Regions from separate parts of the Homo sapiens genome. Here region 2 is linked to region 1. Evidence: chromatin contacts called from ENCODE Hi-C or POLR2A ChIA-PET data. All regions are on one chromosome and are shown on one strand. Each heading gives the region's core, a stretch centred on a gene start or an enhancer-like site at or near the end of the contact. The rest is flanking DNA. Distances are from core to core; before and after follow the strand shown. Region 1 holds the start of C16orf46 (chromosome 16 open reading frame 46). Region 2 has its middle 57 kb from the start of BCO1.

Region 1 (2,700 bases), core at 115-2,614:
AGGAAGTCAGGTTCTAGATCCTCCAACTTCCCCATGTACTTGCCGTTAGGTTATTTAATTAATATTCATTTAGCAAATCTTAGTTAAGACTTTTGGTATACTTCCCAGAAACTTTTTTCTAATATGCAAGGTCTTGCACTGTTTCCCAGGCTGGAGTGCAGTGACACAATCATAGCTTACTGCAACCTTCAACTCCTGGGCTCAAGGGAGCCTCCTGCCTCAGCTGGGATTCCAGGTGTGAGCCACGGTGCCCAGCTGTTTTCAATAGATCTGAAGGAAGACCAAAACAAATTGTCAACTGATAAAACATTTAAATGTTTTTGGTTAATACTTACTAGCTTGAGATACAATAAAACCCCTTTTATTTGCATCTTCCTATTTATGTGAACAAGGTACCTAAGCTTACACGTATGAAAAAAGTTGGAATAGAATTATAGCTGAATCCGTCTCATTGGAGCAATCACAGTGCTAGAGAACTTAGATACCAAAATTTTTTTTGAGACTTGAGTTTTGCTCTCCAGGCTGGAGTGCAGTGGTGCCATCACAGCTCACTGCAACCTCCGCCACCCGGGTTCGAGCCAGTCTCCTGCCTCAGTTTCCCAAATAGCTGAGATTACAGGCGCCCGCCACCACACCCGGCGAATTTTTGTATTTTTAGTAGAGACACGGTTTCGCCATGTTGACCAGGCTAGTTTCGAACTCCTGATCTCAGGTGATACACCCACCTCGGCCTCCCAAGTGCTGGGATTACAGGCGTGAGCCACCGCGCCTGGCCTAGATACCGGTTTTCTACAGCAGAAATAGTCACACTTTCTAAAGCAGAAGGGCTTTGGAGTCAGACCCGAGCTGGAGTGGGGGATGCTTTGCGATCTCTCTTCAGCAAGCTGTTGTTTTAGGGACGTGGGGCCACCTTCCTTTATTTGTATAAAAGATGCCACTGCCCACTTAAGAGCTGTGCTGCTCCGGGCCAGCAGTTCAGCGAGTGCCCGTCGGCCTGGTGCTGTCGGTCACGTAAGTGGGCTCTTTGAGGCTCACAACGCGTCCTCCCTGGACGTTCTGGGCCTGTTAAGTTTGTGTCCGTGGGAAACGCTCACGGCGGTTCCCCAGAGGGCCGAGGGAGAAAAGTGAGGACGTTTCTGGCCGCCTGGCATCTGCTAAATATCCTAGCAGGCACAAGGGCTCCCCAACGGGACTCGCCGACCCGAGAGCCCGGGTGGGCCTCAAGCCCCGCCATCTGAGACCCTCCGTCGCTGGCCCTTCCGGCGGCAGCGCCCGGAGCGGATAGGAGATGCCACGAACCGCCTCGCCAGTGCTAGGCTTTGTTGGGCTACGTCACTTCCGCCGCGGTCCCGCCCCCAGCGTGGTCGTAACCCAAGGCAACGGCCCATCCGGCAGCGACCTGAGTAGCTCTTGCCAGTAGGCCGGGACTAGCTGTCTCGGGGCCTTCCATCCGCTTGGCCCCACAGGTAGGTGTGAGCGGCCATTTCTCCACCCCTGGGGCAAGGCCCGGGACCACTCCAAAGGCGACAGAGCGAGAGTCCCTGCCTCGTTCGAAAGGAAGCGAGAGGGAGCGAAAGGCAGAGGCACTATGTGCCGGGGCTTCCCCAGAGCGGGCGGGGTCTGGGGAGGGGCGGGGCCTGAGGAGGATCCGTTGGGAGCGGAACCCTTTAAGGGTGGGTAGACGGAGGACGGGGAGGAATTCGAACGGGCAATCCAGAACGCTTTTCTGAATGGGATAGTTTGAAAGAAGGGCAGGCGTCTTTGTGGCACGGTAGGAACTGGCGGAGGAAGGGGAAGAGCTAGATGAGGAAAAAAGGCTTATGGCATAAAGGGAGGAGCCTGATAGAGAAAGGGGTGTGGCCTGCAGGAAGGGGCGGGGCTAGATGAAGAGGTGGAGCCGAGCGTGATGCGCCTGGGCTTTAGGGGTGGCAGGTGGAGCGCGTGTGTTTGATGACTTGCGCTTTGCTGTGGACTGTAAGCTGTGTGAGAGTAGAGAAGACGGATGCTGCTTTAGCTTTTTATTCTCAGTGCTAGGTACTTAGTGAATTCATTAATGTGAGTTGAAAAAGGGGAAGAGTTTGAGACTGAGATTGGAATAGATGTGGTCTGATCGGGAGGGATGGTGTAGAAACTGCGCTCCTTGGCATCATTCTGTGAAATACTTGAGGTTCCTGTGACCTGTAGGCATATAATAAGCAGAAGGCACATATAATTAACAAGGAGGATAAAATTTATACTCTTGGAAATATGAACAAATTGTGCAAGTTGGGTGGCGCGGGTGCTTAACTTTCAGACAAAGGTTCAGCTCCTTCCAGTGTGTTTCTAAATGCGACTCCCAACTCATTTTCCTGTAGAAACTGTGTCACAAATGATCAGGATGCCCAGGTCAGTCTTCAGGACCTATTTAACTGGTTCATGTAAGTGAAGATTGGTCCTGTATTAAGAAACTTAACTTCTGCCATGGCTAACAATATTTCTAATGATTATTCCTTCATTCAGCATAGGTTGTTAAGGAGCCGACCCACAGGAACGTTCATTCAAATTCCAAATGAGGCTGCCAGAAACTCATCTTTCCCTGGTTGGAATTTAAGATTCCTTTAAACCTATAGCTTGTAGGAAGATGAGGGTGTGTGGCACAGTGGAGAGCCAATGAGAAGTTGAGGCAAGGTGATAAGGAGTTTTGAGAGATTACCATCTATC
Region 2 (2,700 bases), core at 131-2,630, 100 kb before region 1:
CCAAGGCTACGTCCCAGTGTTGGTTGGGGCAGGGGCGGCTTTTATTCCATCTTTAATTTGAAAAAGGGCCATTTCCTACCCTCTCAAAGGACTTGAGAAGGACTGGACAAAAGACCAGGCCAGTGGTCACAATGCCTGTCTGAGTCCGTTTTGCATTTTTTTTTTTTTTTTTTTTTTTTTTGAGACGGAGTCTTGCTCTTTCACCCAGGCCGGAGTGCAGTGGCGCTATCTCGGCTCACTGCAAGCTCCGCCTCCCGGGTTCACGCCATTCTCCTGCCTCAGCCTCCCGAGTAGCTGGGACTACAGGCGCCTGCCACCACGCCTGGCTAATTTTTTGTATTTTTAGTAGAGACGGGGTTTCACCGTGTTAGCCAGGATGGTCTCGATCTCCTGACCTCGTGATCCACCAGCCTCGGCCTCCCAAAGTGCTGGGATTACAGGTGTGAGCCACCGCGCCCGGCCCATTTTGCATTGTTATAAAGGAATATCTGAGGCTAGGTAATTTATACAGAAAAATGGTTGGCTGGGCGCAGTGGCTCATGCCTGTAATCCCAGCACTTTGGGAGGTTGAGGCGGGTGGATCACTTGAAGCCAAGAGTTCAAGACCAGCCAGGCCAACACAGCAAAACGCTGTCTCTACTGAAAATACAAATTAGTTGGGTATGGTGGTGCCTGTCTGTAATCTCAGCTATTCAGGAGGCTGAGGCAGGAGAATTGCTTGAATCTGGGAGGCAGAGGTTGCAGTGAGCCAAGATCGCGCCACTGCACTGCAGCCTGGGCGACAGAGCGAGACTCTGTCTCAAAAAAAAAAAAAAAAAGAAAAGAAAAAGAAAAGAAAGAAGAAAAGAGATTTATTTGGCTCATGATTCTTATGGTTGGAAAATCCAAGACTGGACATCTGTATCTGATAAGGGCCTCAGGCTGCTTCCACTTACAGTGAAAGATGAAGGGGACCTGGTGTGTGCAGAGAAGGGTGGGAGGTGCCAGGCTCTTTTTTTTTTTTTTTTTTTTTGGAGATGGAGTGTTACTCTGTCACCCAGGTTGGAGTGCAGTGGTGTGATCTTGGCTCACTGCAACCTCCATCTCCCTGGTTCAAATGATTCTCCTGCCTCAGACTCCCGAGTAGCTGGGACTACAGGCACCCACCACCACATCCCACTAATTTTTGTATTTTTAGTAGAGACAGGGTTTCACCATGTTGGCCAGGCTGGTCTCAAACTCCTAACCTCACATGATCTGCCCGCCTGGGCCTCTCAAAGTGCTGGGATTACAGACGTGAGCCACTGCTCCCGGCCATCTTTTTAGCAACCAGCTCCGGTGGTGACTAATAGAGCAAGAACTCGCTCCCGAGGGAGGCATTCATCCAGTCATGAGGAATCCAACCCCATGACCCAAACACCTCCCATGAAGCCCCGCCTCCAACATTGGGGATCATATTTCAACATGAGGTTTCAGGGGACAAACATCCAGATGATAGCAATGCCTCGGGGAGCTTCCTCACTCTGTCCTCTGTCTGCCTTTCAGCTGTGAGAGGAACTGCAGGCCAGTTAATGCCAGCAAAGACATTCTGCTCAGGGTCACCATGGGGGAGGACTCTCCAGTGGCTATGTTCAGCTGGTATTTGGACAACACCCCAACAGAGCAGGTGAGCACAGTGACAACCACTCAAGAATGGAAATCTCCCTTGCGCTTTCAGCACACCCGTGTCGCATGCCCGGTACTGGGCCAGGGTTGGGTCAATTCCATTCAGAGCCTGTGGTGTGGGACTCAGGGTATTGGGCTGGGGAGAAAATCAGGGAATTGACAGCAGGGCAAATGGGCACAAAGGAGCATAAGCTCTGGAGAAACTTTGCAGCGGGTGCTCTTGGCATCTCAGCAAAAGTCCTGCTTCCCAGGCGGACGATCCTAACTCCAGCTTTTGTGGCCTGACCATTGGCCAACGACTGATGGGTGGAGGGTCTAATAGCCCAGCTTCTCTGTCCCCAGGTAGGGTGATTTCAGTTGTGCAACTTACACTTCAGGGCTCTCCGTGTGACCAGGCAGAGGCTGGATGCCTCCAGTAACTGTTTTTTGCCTTGTTTTGTTCTCTGCTGTTTCCCTCTCTGCACTGCTTTTCCCTGTGAATCCTCCTTCCATCAATAACCTGCACACAAGGCTGGATATGGTGGCTCAAGCCTTTAATCCCAACACTTTGGGAGGCCGAGGCAGGCAGATCACCTGAGGTCAGGGGTTTGAGACCAGCCTGGCCAACATGGTGAAACCCCGTCTCTACTAAAAATACGAAAACATTAGCGGGGTATGGTGATGCGTGCCTATAATTCTATCTACTTGGGAGGCCGAGGCAGGAGAATGACTTGAACCTGGGAGGCAGAGGTTGCAGTGCACAGAGATCATACACTGCACTCTAGCCTGGGCAGCAGAGTGAGACTCCGTCTCAAAAATATTTTCTTTTTAATTTTTTTTTTTTTTTGAGACAGAGTCTCACTCTGTCACCCAGGCTGGAGTACAATGACACAATCTCAGCTCACTGCAACCTCTGCCTCCTGGGTTCAAGCAATTCTCCTGCCTCAGCCTCCCAAGTAGCCAGGATTACAGGCACATAACACCATGCCCGGCTGATTTTCGTATTTTTAGTAGAGACAGAGTTTCCCCATGTTGGCCAGGCTGGTCTTGAACTCCTGAGCTCAGATGATCCACCCA

Evidence for each region. A loop is a pair of places that touch in the nucleus more often than their neighbours do. ChIA-PET counts read pairs that join two places held with the same protein, here RNA polymerase II (POLR2A). Pooled maps may share reads with other maps.
Region 2: a map of ascending aorta shows a loop between it and region 1 (9-fold over the local background). The contact joins the enhancer-like site here to the promoter of C16orf46 in region 1. A Hi-C loop is called at or near these places in 5 of 168 maps with a recorded cell type or tissue (PC-9, ascending aorta, dorsolateral prefrontal cortex and 2 more) and 12 of 50 pooled maps. POLR2A ChIA-PET finds 5 or more read pairs at or near these places in 9 of 52 experiments (A549, HEK293T, HepG2 and 4 more).

Annotation. Positions count from the first base shown.
Region 1 is chr16:81,075,902-81,078,601 of GRCh38, reverse strand. C16orf46 (chromosome 16 open reading frame 46) reads left to right here and starts at 1,364. Exons shown (of 4, transcript NM_152337.3): 1 at 1,364-1,466. It overlaps C16orf46-AS1 (C16orf46 antisense RNA 1), which reads right to left. Exons shown (of 2, transcript XR_007065137.1): 2 at 2,004-2,178. RefSeq lists enhancers at 282-940, 1,053-1,102, 941-1,601, 1,693-1,832.
Region 2 is chr16:81,180,096-81,182,795 of GRCh38, reverse strand. It overlaps the pseudogene PKD1L2. Among named protein-coding and RNA genes, the nearest start is that of BCO1, 57 kb to the left of the region's middle. Within about 2 kb of position 1,380, at least 17 of the 41 ENCODE cell types and tissues checked have a DNase peak (open chromatin) inside an H3K27ac peak, as active enhancers do; they include PC-9, ascending aorta and gastrocnemius medialis, where a contact is called at or near this core.